2 separate regions of the Homo sapiens genome follow, and region 1 is linked to region 2. Evidence: chromatin loops called from intact Hi-C (ENCODE). Cell type or tissue: pancreas. All regions are shown on one strand.

Evidence for each region. A loop is a pair of places that touch in the nucleus more often than their neighbours do. Peaks named below come from ENCODE experiments on the same cell type or tissue, not always from the same donor. Only the 100,000 strongest peaks of a DNase experiment are listed, where the experiment ranks them.
Region 1: it touches region 2 in a loop (2.4-fold over the local background); 80 of 110 quality-filtered maps call a loop at or near these places.

Annotation. Positions count from the first base shown.
Region 1 is chr5:150,470,530-150,478,529 of GRCh38, forward strand. NDST1-AS1 (NDST1 antisense RNA 1) reads right to left here. Exons shown (of 3, transcript NR_105061.1): 3 at 4,987-5,230. Among named protein-coding and RNA genes, the nearest start is that of NDST1-AS1, 11 kb to the right of the region's middle. RefSeq lists an enhancer at 6,291-6,460 and a cis regulatory region at 6,376. In pancreas, no CTCF peak of the experiment used is centred here; no DNase peak of the experiment used is centred here.
Region 2 is chr5:150,519,816-150,527,815 of GRCh38, forward strand. NDST1 (N-deacetylase and N-sulfotransferase 1) reads left to right here. Exons shown (of 15, transcript NM_001543.5): 2 at 1,053-1,952; 3 at 7,989-8,000. The coding sequence starts at 1,440. Among named protein-coding and RNA genes, the nearest start is that of NDST1, 16 kb to the left of the region's middle. RefSeq lists enhancers at 2,688-3,565, 5,722-6,462. In pancreas, a CTCF peak has its summit at 4,137 (motif pointing left); DNase peaks (open chromatin) are centred at 1,122 and 1,843; H3K27ac peaks cover 2,194 bases.

The sequences.
Region 1 (8,000 bases), 49 kb before region 2:
TGACTATAGGCGCATGCCACCACGCCCGGCTAATTTTTTGTATTTTTAGTAGAGACGGGGTTTCACCATGTTGGCCAGGCTGGTCTTGAACTCCTGACCTCGTGATCTGCTTGCCTCGGCCTCCCAAAGTGCTGGGGTTACAGGCGTGAGCCACCATGGCTGGCTTTTATTTTATTTTATTTATTTTTGAGACAGAGTTTCGCTCTTGTCACCCAGGCTGGAGTGCAATGGCGTGATCTCGGCTCACTGCAATCCCCGCCTCCTGGTTTCAAGCAATTCTCCTGCCTCAGCCTCCCGAGTAGCTTGGATTACAGGCGAGGGCTACCAAGCCCGGCTAATTTTTGTATTTTTAGTAGAGATGGGGTTTCATCATGTTGACCAGGCTGGTCTCAGACTCAGCCACCTCAGATCACCTCAGGTGATCCACCTGCCTCGGCCTCCCAAAGTGCTGGAATTACAGGCATGAGCCACCACACCTGGTCTTTACTTTTTGAAATAATGAGAGGAGTCATTATTTAAAATAATGAGGCTATATATCAACATATAACCTCACTATGTTGCCCAGACTGGTTTCAAACTCCTGGGCTCAAGTGATCCTTCTGCCTTGGCCTCCCAAAGTGCTGAAATTACAGGCATGGGCCAAGGTACCCAGCCCTTGTTTTTTGTGTATTTATTTTTTTTAGAGACAGGGTTTTGATCTGTCACCCAGGTTGAAATGCAATGACACAATCACAGCTCACTGCAGCCTCAAACCCCTGGGCTCATGCGATCCTTCTGCCTCAGGCTCTGAATAACTGGAACTACAAATGCTCACACCATGCTGGGCTAATTTTTTTTAATTAATTTTTTGTAGAGACAGTGTCTTGCTATGTTGCCCAGGTTGGTCTCAAACACCTGGACTCAAGCAACCTTCTCACCTCGGCTTCCCAAAGTGCTGGGATTACAGATGTAGGCCACCTTGCCCAGCCAAAATATATGTCTAAATTTAATTTCACTTGTTTCTTTTTACTTTTTAAAATGTGGTTACTAGAAAATGTGACTGTTCATATGTGGCTTGCATTATATTTCTTTTTTTTTTTCTTGAGACGGAGTCTTGCTCTGTCGCCCAGGCTGGAGTGCAGTGGTACGATCTTGGCTCACTGCAACCTCTACCTCAAGGGTTCAAGTGATTCTCCTGCCTCAGCCTCCCAAGTAGCTGGGATTACAGGCGCCCACCACCACACTCGGCTAATTTTTATATTTTTAGTAGAGACAGGGTTTTGCCATGTTGGCCATGTTGGCCAGGCTGGTCTTGAACTCCTGACCTCGTGATCCACCCGCCTCGGCCTCCCAAAGTGCTGGGATTACAGGCGTGAGCCACTGTGCCCAGCCAACATTTCTAACGAATTAAGCAGTTTTAGAAAATTAGGCCAGGTGTGGTGGCTCAAGCCTGTAATCCCAGCACTTTGGGAGGCCGAGGCAGGCGGATCACAAGGTCAGGAGATCGAGACCATCCTGGCAAACATGGTGAAACCCCGTCTCTGCTAAAAATACAAAAAATTAGCCGGGCGTGGTGGCGGGCGCCTGTAGTCCGAGCTACTCGGGAGGCTGAGGCAGGAGAATGGTGTGAACCCGGGAGGCAGAGCTCGGAGTGAGCCGAGATCACGCCACTGCTCTCCAGCCTGGGCGACAGAGCAAGACTCTGTCTCAAAAAAAAAAAAAAAGAAAAAAGAAAATTAGAATCATATTTAAAATCTCAGAATCAGGAAAAAATTGTGGCATTTCAGAATTTTAATGTGACAGAATTTTAGAACCAGATTTCTAGATCATGACATCGCTGACTGAATTTTAGCACTAACTCTCACAGCCTGGAAGAACTTGAGAAGAATCCTGGTCCCTTGCCCACCCAAGGCAGGGATCCTCCTAGCCCACCGTAAGCAGCGGTGGTCCAGCCTCTGCCTACCCCTCTCCTTTGCTGGGTAGAGAACTCCCCCCTGACAAGGCCACTGGGTGTTTTGAATGGTTAGGGAGAGTTTCCCGATGCTGGGTGGTGCCTGCTTCCCTCAGCTTCTCCCATGCTCTCAGTGGGTTCCCACACCACCTGTGGGGGCTCACAGGACAAGCCTGAGTCTTCCTTCCCAGCAAAGGCAAGAGTGCTGGGTCCTGCCTCTCCCCTTACCCGAGCCACTGTCCTACAGGCTACAGGCCCTCCCTTGACACCAGTCTCTGCAGGTGGGCTTCAGGGACCCACACCAGGACTCTCAGCTCCTGGCAGGCCTCTCTGCTTCCCCATCCCTCAGCAAAGCTGTTCCTGGGACCCCAGTAGTGCAGGGGTCCTGCCAGCCTCTCCCGATTGGTAGATTACCTTTTCTTTCCATCTGGGTGACTGGCCCCTACATCCTGGTCTCTCAGTCCTGCCTGTTCCCAGCCCTGGGGAGAGGTGGGATGAGTGACTACAGGTGCTGGGGTGAGGGGGGGCACAGGAATCTCAGGTCGATTTCAGGAGCCCCAGGTCTGCCTGAAAAATGCTTTTTTTTTTCAACTTTAAGAGACTGAGGAGGAAGAAGGAAGAGGCTTTCTCATTGACAGAGTCACGAATTCCAAGGCAGTGCTGAGGGGCAGTGAGTCACCCAGAGGTCTCCACACAGAGCAGAAAGGCTGGAATCAGTCAGGCGGGGTCCTGGCGGAGTAAAACTAGAGCTGGGACTTGAAGGAAAGGGGTGCTGGGACTGTGATGAGGTTGGGGGGAGGCATTCTTGGCAGAAGGAATGCTGGACACATGACCCAGTCCCAGCCTGCCTGGATAGAGGGGTCAGAGGGTGACAGGATGGCCACGTAGGTCAGTGACTGAGGGCAGCCTGGAGGTTAGCCTTGGGTGTGTGTGTGTGTGTGTGTGTGTGTGTGTGTGTGTGTGTGTGTGAGAGAGAGAGAGAGAGAGAGAGAGAGAAAGAGAGAGAGACAGAGACAGACAGAGAGAGAGAATGAGAATATCCCAGTGAGCTATAGGGGAGCATTAGGTAAAAGTAACAGTAACAACTATAGTTTGGCTGGATGTGATGGCTCACGCCTGTAATCCCAACACTTTGGGAGGCCAAGGTGGGTGGATCACCTGAGGTCAGGAGTTCCAGACCAGCCTGGCCAACATGCCAAAACCCCGTCTCTACTAAAAATACAAAAAAGAATTAGCCGGGCATGGTGGTATGCGCCTGTAATCCCAGCTACTCAGGAGGCTGAGGCAGGAGAATCGCTTGAACCCGGGAGGCGGAGGTTGCAATGAGCCGAGATTGTGCCATTGCACTCCAGCCTGGGCAACAAGAACGAAACTCATCTCAAAAACAAACAAACAAACAAACAAACAAAAAACTATGCCAGGCATAGTGCTAAGCAATTTCCTAGTATTTCATTTAATCCTCTCAACAACCTTATAAGGTAAATACTATTATCCTCCTGCAAATAAACAATTGAAACCAAGTTAAATGACAGTAATTGAGGGCTGACCCTTGATTCTAACACAAGACAGTCTGATGTCAGAGCCCAAGCACTGGATGGAGGGCGAGTTGCAGAAGAAGGGAGGTGGGATTTGTATGGGGCATGCAGAGTCTGAGCATAAGTGAGTGTGACCGCATGCTTTGTGGGCTATGGGGCTTATCCCTGCCATTCCCCTCGCTCTTCCCACCCGCAGCCCCAGCTCCATCTCACCCCAGACACAGCCCAGACAGGTTGGAGTGAAGAAAGGGCCTTGGAATGATAAGAATGTCCATGCCTGTTGGAGCAGAGAGCCCCAGACAAGGGCTGGCCACCACACCGGTCCCAGAGCTGACTTCCCACAGGTCAGCACTGCTCCCTCACCCCCTGCTGGTATGTCTATAAGCACCTAGGAATGGCATCTGGGCTCAACTCTGGGAGTCCTTACCGGCTTCCAAGATACACAGGATAGGCAGAGGGGAATGCTAATAGACATTCTTCCAGGTCTAGTCCCAGCTCACCTGCTGGCCACCGCTGGTCTAGGCAGGCCCCTCTGACTCCCTGGGCCTCAGTTTCTCCATTTCTTTCTTTCTTTCTTTCTTTCTTTTTTTCAGACAGAGTCTCGCTCTGTCACCCAGGCTGGAGTGCAGTGGCGCAATCTTGGCTCACTGCAAGCTCCGCCTCCCGGGTTCATGCCATTCTCCTGCCTCAGCCTCCTGAGTAGCTGGGACTACAGGTGCCCGCCACCACGCCAGGCTAATTTTTTGTATTTTTAATAGAGACGGGGTTTCACCATGTTAGCCAGGATGGTCTCGATCTCCTGACCCTGTGATCCGCCCGCCTCGGCCTCCCAAAGTCCTGGGATTACAGGCTTGAGCCACCGTGCCCGGCAGTTTCTTCATTTCTATAAGGAGAATTGGATGTGTTCAGGGACAGGAGAATAACACAGAGAAACAAAGTGGTCTTGTGTGTGTGTATGGAGTGATGGGCATGGAGAACTGCAGACAACCTCCAGGCCAGGCAACTTCAACCACCCCTTCCTGCTTCACTCATTGGGAGCATTTTTGGATTCTGCTGTGCAGACACTGGGATCCTGAGTCAGCCACTTAACCTTTCAGTGTCCGTTTGAACCTCTCCCCTCTTCTGGGGGTTAATCTAATGTTTTGGTTTGAATGATGTCAAAAGTGTTAGTTCTAAAATGAAGAGAATCAGAATCGCAGAATGAGGAGGTCAGATGGTGGAGGAGTGGATGAGAAATGGCCTGTGGTGAGGGCAAGTCCAGGGCAGAGCCCCTCTGACCAGCAGCTGAGAGGATGGGAAGGAACAATCCCTGGACGGCCCTTCACACCTACCGCCCTGACGGCACCTGAGCCTAGCACTCTGCTCGCCAGGCCTGGACTCAGCCCTGGGCCCTGGACCAGGCCTTATCCTCAAGGGACTTTGAGCCTCTAGATGATAAGGGTCATCTAAAGACCACTTGTGCTTGGCAGTGTTTTACTTTTGTCAGGTTGTAATTGGTGCATTACAATGAACACAGTAAAAGGGGAAATGAACTGATTGACATTTATTTGTAGAAGCTGTCATCTTCTCTGTGTGAGCATTTTGTAGATCTTTTGGCCTCCATTCCTGTTCTCTTAGTCAAGCTAAATGGTCCAGGGACTGAAGATCCCACAGCTTGGCTCTTTTGCAAGGTGAGGGGATCTCCTGCAGGTTGGGCAAAGCTTCATTTTCTCTTCTGTACAATGCGGGTGAAAAAAATCTCCGCTGTGTCTACCTCTCAGGGCTGCTGTGGGGCACCAAGGAATTGGTGTACAGAATGAGAAAGTTCATTTGTTCTTTCTTTCTTTCTGTTTTTTTTTTTTTGGCGGGGGGGCGGTGGGGGGACGGAGTCTCGCTCTGTTGCCCAGGCTGGAGTGCAGTGACGTGATCTCAGCTCACTGCAAGCTCTGCCTCCTGGGCTCACGCCATTCTCCTGTCTCAGCCTCCCCAGCAGCTGGGACTACAGGCACCCGCCACCACGCCCAGCTAATTTTTTGTATTTTTAGTAGAGACAGGGTTTCATGAGGTTAGCCAGGATGGTCTCCTTCCCTCCCTCCCTCCCTCCCTCCCTCCCTTCCTTCCTTCCTTCCTCCTTCCTTCCTTCCTCTCTCTCTCTTTCTTTCTTTCTTTTTTTTTTTTTTTTGAGATGGGGTCTCACTCTGTCGCCCAGGCTGGAGTGCAGTGGCGCAATCTTGGCTCACTGCAACCTCCGCCTTCCGGGTTCAAGCAATTCTCCTGCCTCAGCCTCCCAAGTAGCTGGGACTACAGGCGCATGCCACCATGCCCAGTTAATTTTTGTATTTTTAGTAGAGACGGGGTTTCCCCATATTGGTCAGGCTGATCTTGAACTCCTGACCTCATGATCCACCTGCCTCGGCCTCCCAAAGTGCTGGGATTACAGGCGTGAGCCACCTTGCCTGGCTTCTTCCTGGTTTTTAGAAAGTACTTTCTGGCCAGGTGCTGTGGCTCACGCCTGTAATCCCAGCACTTTGGGAGGTCAAGGGTGGCAGATCACCTGAGGTCAGGAGTTTGAGACCAGCCTGGCCAACATGGTGAAACCCCCATCTCTACCAAACAAACAACAAAAAACAAACAAACAAACAAAATTAGTTGGGCGTGGTGGTGGGTGCCTATAATCCCAGCTACTCAGGAGGCTGAGGCAGGATAATTGCTTGAACCTGGGAGACAGAGGTTGCAGTGAGCTGAGATCGCGCCACTACACTCCAGCCTGGGCAACACGAGCGAAACTCCGTCACAAAAAACAAAACAAAACAAAACCAAAACCAGGAGGAAAGTACTACATGTGAAATGGATTGTGCTAGCAGCACACAGGAGTGAGGGATGAAGGTCTGGGAAGGCACAACATGCATCTTTAGGCTCTGCCTGAAACAGGAAACCTGGACCCCAAGACAGGACTTCTTTGGGAACCCACTGGAAGTGCTCTTCAAACAGCAGTGGCACTGATGAAAGTGGTGTGTAGAAGGAAAGGGCACGAGGGAATCCCGTGGAAGTGAGGGAAGGAGGCACAGAGCCCAGGTGGTCTTGGTGAATTTGGGGGCTTATGGCCCCTAGGTACTGGGAGGTAGTGTGAGTGGTGACAATAATTGCATCTTTTAGTTGGATGGACCCGGATTCCAAACGTCTTCTGCCACCCCTGTCTGTGTGACCTGGGGGAAGTTGCTGTACCTCTCTGGGCTGCTGAAGTAACAGATACAAGAAAGCAGGTGGCATGCATCAGAGTCAGTAATTAATTGCTGTGAATTACCCACATCCCCTATATCAGTCTTCGGTTTCTACATTTTATATCCATTGTATGGCTGAAGCAGGGATAGCCTTCCCATTTTACAGATTTTCTCTGCTGTTTGTTTAACAGATATCAAGGTCTGCCAGGAGGAAAACAGTCCTAGCACTTGAAAAGTTCAGTGTGTGTGTGTGTGTGTGTGTGTGTGTGTGTGTGTGTGTGTGTTGGGGGAGGGAGGGCGCAGTGGGGGGCGGAGGGAAAGAGAGAGGAAACTGTTACAGCATGTGGTCAATGCTGTAATTATGGTGACCATGTTCTCCAAACCACAAATCAGGTCACGTGGTCTGACAGAGGCTATTTTCTGCCTCCACTGAAGTCCAAACATGAAATCACATGTAGTTACACATTCATTGAATCACCTTTTCTTTTTTTTAAAGAAGCAAATGACATGAAATTTGGATTGTCCTTGACAAATCCTGCTATATTCCCAGAAAATCACTAGAGCTGTGACTGGGGCCCATACAGACCTCTAGCAGGAGCAAGAAGGTTTCCTGGACCAAGCGCTACTTAAGTGGGACCTTGAAGGCTAAATAGGTTTCCAGGCAGAGAAAAAGGTGGTGGCCTGGATGCCCTTGGGACAGGACTTACTCTTCCTGCTCTAAAGACAGCACTGGCCGGGTGTGGTGGCTCACGCCTATAATCTCAGCACTTTGGGAGGCCAAGGTGGGAGGATCACTTGAGCTGGGGAGCTCAAGACCAGCCTGGGCAACATAGGGAGACCCTGTATCTACAATTTTTTTTTTTTTTTTTGAGACAGAGTTTCGCTCTTGTTGCCCAGGCTGGAGTGCAGTGGCGTGAATTCAGCTCACTGCAACCTCCGCCTCCCAGGTTCAAGCGATTCTCCTGCGTCAGCCTCCCAAGTAGCTGGGATTACAGGCACCCGCCACCATGCCCGGCTAATTTTTTTTTTTGTATTTTTAATAGAGATGGGGTTTCACCATGTTGGCCAGGCTGGTCTCGAACTCCTGACCTCGTGATTCACCCGCCTCGGCCTCCCAAAGAGCTGGGATTACAGGCGTGAGCCACCGCGCCTGGACTTTTTTTTTTTTTTTTGAAACGGATGGAGTCTTGCTCTGTCACCCAGGCTGGAGTGCAGTGGCGCAATCTCGGCTCACCGCAACCTCTGCCTCCCAGGTTCAAGCGATTCTCTTGCCTCAGCCTCCCGAGTAGCTGGGATTACATACGTGCGTCACCATGCCTGGCTAATTTTTGTATT
Region 2 (8,000 bases):
TGGGGCCTTTGTGTCGTGTATGTACGTCTTCGTTAACTCTTTCCAGTGAGATGAGTATAGGAGGCGTGGCCTGGGTGCAGGCGGTGCGGGGGGTTCAGGCTGAGGGGGAGGCTGGAACCCAGAGTTATGGCTGCCTGGGTGGACAGAAGGTCCAGGGCGGGGGAGGCCTCCCCTCTGCATCCTGTGGTGGCAGTATGGCGATCCTCAGGAAGGCTATTTGGTCATCTGTTGTCCTGGGCTGCTGTGTGCACCTGTGGGTACGTACCCCGAGGATGAGAGATACCTGGTTGCATTATGGGCAAATATGACAGCTGCCATGTTTCTTGTGCCAAGCTCCTCAGACATATTTACTTAACGCTCAGCTACAGCCATGAGCTACAGGGGTGCTGGTGTTACAGATTAGCTCACTGATGCTTTAAAGGTGTAATGGTCACCTGAGGCCTTCTCACACAGCTAAGGCACACATGCCCTGCAGCCTGCTAATGAATCCTGGCTTGGCTTCATTCTGAGTCTTCAGAATGAAAAGACTGATGGAGACTCAGTCTTTTCATCTATCATATGGGGCTGCTGGGCTCATTCAAAGAGAGCAACGGGTTAGGAAGGGAATGGAATATGGTGAGGATGTGGTATTCAGTCGTGATTTAGAATTCTACCTCTAGTTCCCAGGCTGTGCAAATGTTTATCATCTCTCCCCATCCGTCCTGCTCCTGGATTTTTCTTGGCCTAGTCTTGGACTCTGATAATGATCAAAAATAGCAACTCCAATTTGTAGATACCATATGCTAGGTACTGCTTTAAGTCGTTTACAAACGTTGTTGGACTTAATCCTCCAACCCCTTATGAGATGGGTTCATATTATTTATTGTCTGCCCCATTTTACAAGTAGGGAAACTGGGGCTCAGAGATATTAAAGAGCTTGCTCCAAATCATGCAACCTTGGTTCGGCAGCCGTACTTGCATTTGGGCATTCCTAGGTCAGCTCCTGTGTGTCCACAGTTAGCTGAACCCTGAAGCCCGCACTCTGACGCTCCTGTTCTCTCCACTCTCCACAGCCTTAGCCCCGTGGGCCCCACGGAGTGAGCGGCATGCAGCACCCCCGGGCCTGTCCAGTGTCCTCTGGCCTGCTGCCCTGCACCCCCAGAAGGCCCTGACGCCCTGGGGCACTTCTGCTCTGCACAGGACCACGCGGGGGTTTGCCATGGTGACATAAAGGGGCGCGGAGGAAGGAAGGAGCGTGACCAGCCTGTGGACTGCGCCCCTGGCTGGGAGGAAGGACTGGGGGCCCAGATCCTCCACTCCCAGTGCCCCACAAGGGCGTCGCTTCCTAAGTCTCTGTGAATTTGTTGGTCAGTGGACGATTCTCGTGTCTCCTCCTGTGTGGGGCCTTGGGGTAGCCAGGGCAGGCCGGGCCTCCGGTGGCCAAGGTCTCGGAGGCCAGGATGCCTGCCCTGGCATGCCTCCGGAGGCTGTGTCGGCACGTGTCCCCGCAGGCTGTCCTTTTCCTGCTGTTCATCTTCTGCCTGTTCAGCGTTTTCATCTCGGCCTACTACCTATATGGCTGGAAGCGAGGCCTGGAGCCCTCGGCGGATGCCCCCGAGCCTGACTGCGGGGACCCGCCGCCTGTGGCCCCCAGTCGCCTGCTGCCACTCAAGCCTGTGCAGGCAGCCACCCCTTCCCGCACAGACCCGTTGGTGCTGGTCTTTGTGGAGAGCCTCTACTCGCAACTGGGCCAGGAGGTGGTGGCCATCCTGGAGTCCAGCCGCTTCAAATACCGCACAGAGATTGCGCCGGGCAAGGGTGACATGCCCACGCTCACTGACAAGGGCCGTGGCCGCTTCGCCCTCATCATCTATGAGAACATCCTCAAGTATGTCAACCTGGACGCCTGGAACCGGGAGCTGCTGGACAAGTACTGTGTGGCCTACGGCGTGGGCATCATTGGCTTCTTCAAGGTACACAAGAAGCAGGGTCCCCGAGCAGTTCAGAGCCCCCTCTGCAGCTCAGTGCCTGAATTCTCATTTGTGAAATAGGTGTAATGGTAGCACCCGCCTCCTGGGGTTGTTGGGAGGGTTAAATGAGTGAGTATATGTAAAGCACTGGGAGCATGCGGTGCCCACTGCCTGGCAAGTGCTTTGTAAGTATTAGGGGAGCGTGCCAGGGGGATCGCCTGCTGTGCGTGGGGTCCAGCACACAGCAGGTGCTTGCCTAAAGGAGGCCACAGAGTAAGTGTGAAGTCAGAGGAGCATGCTCTGCTAGGTGCCCCAAAATCTGTCAAGGCAATCTCCCCTAGGGAGGGCGTGTGCACCCATTTTTCAGATGAGCAAACCAAGGCTCCGGGTGTTAAGTTACTTATGTGAGGTTTTGCAGCCTGTAAGTGGAGAAGCCGAGATTTGAACCTAGACATAGACAGTTTGGGCTCTCTATCCCATGCTCTTCCCTCTTGGTGGTGGTGGAGTATGGCGTTAATATACCTCCTGACCCAGAGCCATTTTGCATGAGGAGAAAGAGGAGAATGAAATCCCACTGGCAGATGGGGAGCTGCTCTGGGCTTTATGGGGCTTCCAGAATGACCGCCGGGATTGGGGTCCTTGCAGGAAGGGTGTCCCAGAGAATCTGTCCTTGGCGGGGGGAGGTTGGGAATGGTGGGCGGGGGATCCAGAGGCTGTGGTCAGAGAAGTCTGACCTGCAAGATGAAAGCAGACACTAGCTGGGACTCTTAGTTGGATGCTTTGGAGGTGGCAGGGAATTTGTTCCTTCATTCAACAAATATTTACTGAGCACTCACAGTGTTTGTGGTCCTGTGCTAGCGGTGATCGAAGTGGACAAAGTCCCTGCTGTCATGGAGCTGGCATTTCAGTGCTTTGGGAGTGGGTGGGTGACAGGCAGTGAGCAAATAAACACAGGATGGGGCAGGTGTGATCAGTACAAAAAGAAACAAAGCAGGGAAAGGACACAGAGGGTAGTGGGGGTGGGAGCTTGACATTATTTTAGGAAAGTCGTCTTTGATAAAGTGACCTGAAATAAATGAGGGGAGGAGCCATGTGGCTTTCTGTGCAAAGAGTCTTCCAGGAAGAAGGGACGTTAAGTGCACGAGTCCTAAAGCAGCCTCTTGCTTGGTGTGAGCCAGGAGAGGAGGAGCGGGAGATGGGTCAGAAGTGGCCTGTGTCCGCTGCTGGGTGCCCGTTTGTGCCAGGCCTTCCTGGTGCACTTGCGCACTGGGCCCTGTCTCCTGGAGGGCTTCTCATGGCGTGTTCTTTCACACCCTAATACAGCAGGAAGCTCTGCCACTGAAAGGTATTGTGAGCCAAGAATTTGAAGGCCCTTAGAAGTCCTGCAGTAGAGCAACCAGTGAGATTTGTTCTCAACTGGCTTGATCACAAAACCCTTTCTTTTACAGAGCACCCTCAGGGGAACGCTGGCCTGGTTTATGGCTTTACAATGACATCAAGTCAGATTATCTCCATTGTCTGGTTGTCTCTTTTCTCTTGGACTCTGTACCCTTTCCTGCCATGAACTTCGTTAAGTTCTATTCAGAGTCCCAGGCCTGAAAAGCGTCAAGAGGCTGACGTTTATTGAGTGCTCACTCAGTGCCATGCACCGTCTACATGCGTTGTGCAGATTCACGCACTTCACACGAAGGCAGGTGGCTAGCAGCCTGATTTAAGATAGGAGGAAACTGAGGCAAAGGAGGATAAGCAATGTGTCCAAGCCTACGCCTCTGATGAGTATAGGTCTGGGATTTGAACTCAAGCAGTCCGGCCCCAGAGGCCTTAGTCTTAACCACGATGTGATGAGTCCAGGAGCCTCACATACCACTTATTCAGGAGAAGTGACATCAGAGGCCACACCCAGTGCACAGAGCTCCCACAGTCTTTGGGGACCAGGCGGTGGGCTGTGGCCATTGGGCGTAATTGGTACAATGGAGCTTGGGCGCTGTCTGGCCCCAATTCCTTGCTCTGCAGAAGGTAAACAGGAGGCCTAGGGAGGGGTGCGGGCATGTTCAGAGTCTCATCGTGGGGCCAGTGGTAATTCCAGGACTTGGTGCTCTTCCTACCCTGTTGCCTAGGACAAGACTATCCTTGGTTTTGAGCAGAGGCCTGTGATTTTCTGCTCAAATGCATGCCCTCTGGTGGTCAAGGCACATCTTTCCACTCTTTCTGCAAGACCAACTTCCCCGCTGTGTGCTGGGCTTGCCAAGTGGGGATTGTCTGTGGGCTCCAGGGATCTGAAAACTCATTTTCCAGTTCCCACTGATGCTGGATTCCCAGGGCAGTGTGAGAGCAGGGACTTAAAAGTCCAGACAGGTTCAAATCTCTCTGTCATTTAGAAACAGAGTGACTTGGGTAAAATGCTCAACTCATCTGCAAAGTGGGGCTAATTACAGCTGCTGCCTCACTGGTCTGTGTTGAAAACAAGACAGTGGGTGGGGAGCACTGAGCCCATTGCCTGGTACCGGAGCCACTCAATAGATGGTAGCTATCGTGCTTTGTCATCTCCAGGTTCAGTAAACAGCAGTGGTAGCACTGTGTCCGTCTTGTGGCCCTGACCAATGTGTGCCCCTGTGAGATCCTGGAGGGTGGTGGGAATAGGGTCATCCTCATCTGGATCCCTACTTCCTGGCACTGTCGTGCCTCAACCTTGAAATTCCAGGTGACCTGGGGCTAAACACACCCTGGCAGGGGTCTGGCAAGGAGTACCTGACCTCTTTCATTGAGCACTTACTGTGTCCCAGTCACTGAGCTCGGTGCTTTGCAGGCATTTCATGGCTAATTCTCACAGCTATCCTGTGAAGTAGGCACTTTATTTTCAGATAAGGACCTGAGGTTCAAAAAGTTAAATGGCTTGTCCCGAATGACATAGCTACAGGTTGAGTGTCCCTTGTCTGAAATGCTGGGGACCGTAAGTGTCTCAGATTTTGGAATGCTTGCATTCTACTTACCAGTTGAGCATCCCTAGTCTGAAAATCTGAAATCCAGAATGCTGCAATAAGCATTTCCTTTGAGCATGACCTTTAGAGGTCACATTGGTGCTCAAAAAGTTTTGGATTTTGGAGCATTTTGGATTTTCAGATTAGAGATGCTCAACCTGTGGTAAGTCATAGAGCCAAGATCTGACAGTCAAGCTTGTTGTTTCTAACCCAGCCACAGGAGCAAATGTGCTGACAGGGAGCCTGAGGCTCAGAGAGGAGATGTAGGATTCCCAAGGTCCCCCAGGTAATGGTGAGGTCTGTGCTTGGCCTCCACCTCTGCGTTCCCGAATCAGGGCTCCTCCTCCCTCTGCCTGGGGGACCCCATTGGAAGACTTGGTGTCTCCGGAGTGGGTACTCAGTGGTGAGGAGCAAGAGGGATTTCCACTGCTGTGGGGTGAGGCCTGCAGTGAGGCCAGCCTCTCGGTGCTGAGGCCCTCTATTCCCTTCTTGCCTGGTTCATTTCATTGCCAATGGATAGGCCATCAGTGACTTGGCTTCCTCCCTTCCTGGATGGCTGGGCAGCTGACTGAGCCTCCAGCACCTGGCAGTCAGCTCAGGGTCGGGACTTTGAAATGGGATCCCTCAGCACCCGCGGTCCAGTGTGGCATCCCAGGCCTCAGCAGGCGATGGACAAGGCCTGAAATGTCTCTGGCCCCTACCGCTTTTGTCCCCACACAGCCCAAGTAGTTCCCAGCCTTGGTCAGGGCTGTCTTAGGAGTCGTGAGCAGCCTGGAGTTGGGGAGGTAGCTGAGGACTGGTCTGTGCGCTGGGCCTCAGCACCCCAGGCTGGCTCAGGACAGGGTGGGGAGGTACTCTTGATGTTTGGAGAATCACATGCAGGCTACTTAATGTGGTTTACAAGGCCAGGGCCCTGCAGAGCCTTTTTGGGAATTAGAGGAGATGAGTGAAAGGCGCTCTTCTGGACAGGTACAGCTCTGCAACGGGCACAGGCTCAGCTGAGACTTTACCCTGCCCCCGCCACTGACCTGCGCACCCCTGTGTGTGCTCCCTGAGCAGCTCTCCTGGGGGCCCCACACATGACCCCATCTCCCCCTCCAAACTCATTTTGCTTTGCCCTGCCCCACTCACTCTCCAGGCAGCAGCCACATGGATCTTTTTAAAATGCAAATTAGAACCTGTCATCCTTTGATGGAGTCTTTGAGGGCTTCCTGCTGCTGCTTCAATCCTCCAGCACCCTGCAGGCCTGGCTCCAGCTGACCTATCTGCCTCATCTCCTCCTTTCCCTCTTGGTCACTCTGCTGTCTTCTTGCTATTCCTTGGTCATGCTGAGGCCTGTCCTACCTCAGGGCCTTTGCACTTGCTATTCTTGGCCTCTACCTTTCCCTTTGTTTGTGCTTGTTTGTTCTTTAAATGTTAGCTCAAAAGTCCCTTTCTCCAGGAGACCTCCTGAGCCCACTAACTGTGCCCAGTAATCTACTGTTCCACAAATATGAACCTCCTCTGTGTAGCATGTGCCACACTGAAGTTTTATATTTATTCCTGTGATTTCAGTGAATGTCTCTCTTCCCTCCTTGATTTTAAGGTTCATGAGAGCAGGGGCCATGTCTTTGTTTTTCTCACTGTATCACTGGCACTTAAAACAGTGCCTGACACAGCAAATAGTTGTGGAATGAACAGATGAAACCTGTATTGAGCGTCTATCTATGCCAGGTACTAGAGAGCTGGCTGTTCCTCTTTTATTCCTTTTAAAAATCCAGTTCTGCATTGAATTGTGTGTGTTCCTGCTGGGTATCAAGCTGGGCACTAGGGGTCCAAAGGCGAAACATCATAGCCCCTAACCTTAAGGGGTTGCAGGCTGGTGGGAGATAGAACGCTGAAAATATAATATTGCAGCTGAGGTGAGAAATGCTGCAGCTGAGGCTTTAACATGGTCTCAGGGAGGCCAGTGCAGAGAAGAGGGTATATGCATTGGGTGTGAATTATGAGCAGGAGTTTGTCAGGCCAAGAAGACGGAATGGAATTGGCACAGGAACAAGGACAAATTGTACCATATTCAGGGGCAGGTGGCTGAGAGGGTGAGGAAGGTCATGAAGGAACAGGGGCTGTGAGCCTAAGGAAGAGGGGACTGGGGCACACTGTCTTCAGACTTCCAGGGAGCTGAGCAGCCACATGCCTTGAGAGAAGGGAGGCAGAGACTTCACCACTGATGGCAGTGACCGGGCAGGCACCATAGTGAGGGAGTGGCCTCTGGGGTGCTAGGGGCATATGGGGCACCCCCAGCAGAAACCTCCTCTTTGAACATCTGCATTGGCATCCACATAAGATGTCTCCTGAAGAAAAGGTTGCGTGGCCAGAGGCAGTTTGGAAACCCCAGGCAACCACGCCTAATGGTTAGGTGTGTGGGTGCTAGGGCTCGACCTCTTGGCAGCGATTCATAGCTCCTCCCAACCACTGTGCTACTGAGGGCAGCATGCCCCTCCAAGCCTCGGTTTTCACACCTGTGAAGTGGGATACGCAGGCTGATGTGAGGACTGAATGAGCAGTTTCTGGTCATGCCACAGGCCCTATTCTGAGCACGTTGCCGGTATTGATACTGATCATCCTCTACCACTCCTGGAGTTACTTTCTGTTCTTAGCCACATTTTACAGCAGAAACTGAGGCACAGAGAGGTGATATAACTTGCCCAAAGTCAGGCAGTCTAGCAGGATTCATGTTCTCAACTGCTAGATTTTCTTCTATGTGGTTTAGCCTCTCTAGGCCTCCGTCTGCTATGTGTAAAATGGGTATGAGAGCAGTGTCTCCATCTGGGGTCATTGGAGGATTAACAGCATTCCTGTCTGCAAAGTGCACAGCACCTAGTGCCTGGCTTTGGTAAGTGAGTCGTGTGTTTGTGAGTATATTATTGTGCAGGGTGGAGCGCAGGGCCAGGGTGGTGAGCCCTCCATGAATGTTGGTGAATATTGATACCACTGTTATGGTCCACATGTGAGAGACTGTGTCCTTTGGGGTTCTGGATGTGACAGTTCTGTTCCCCTTCCTGCCCTCCATTGACTGCAGGCCAATGAGAAC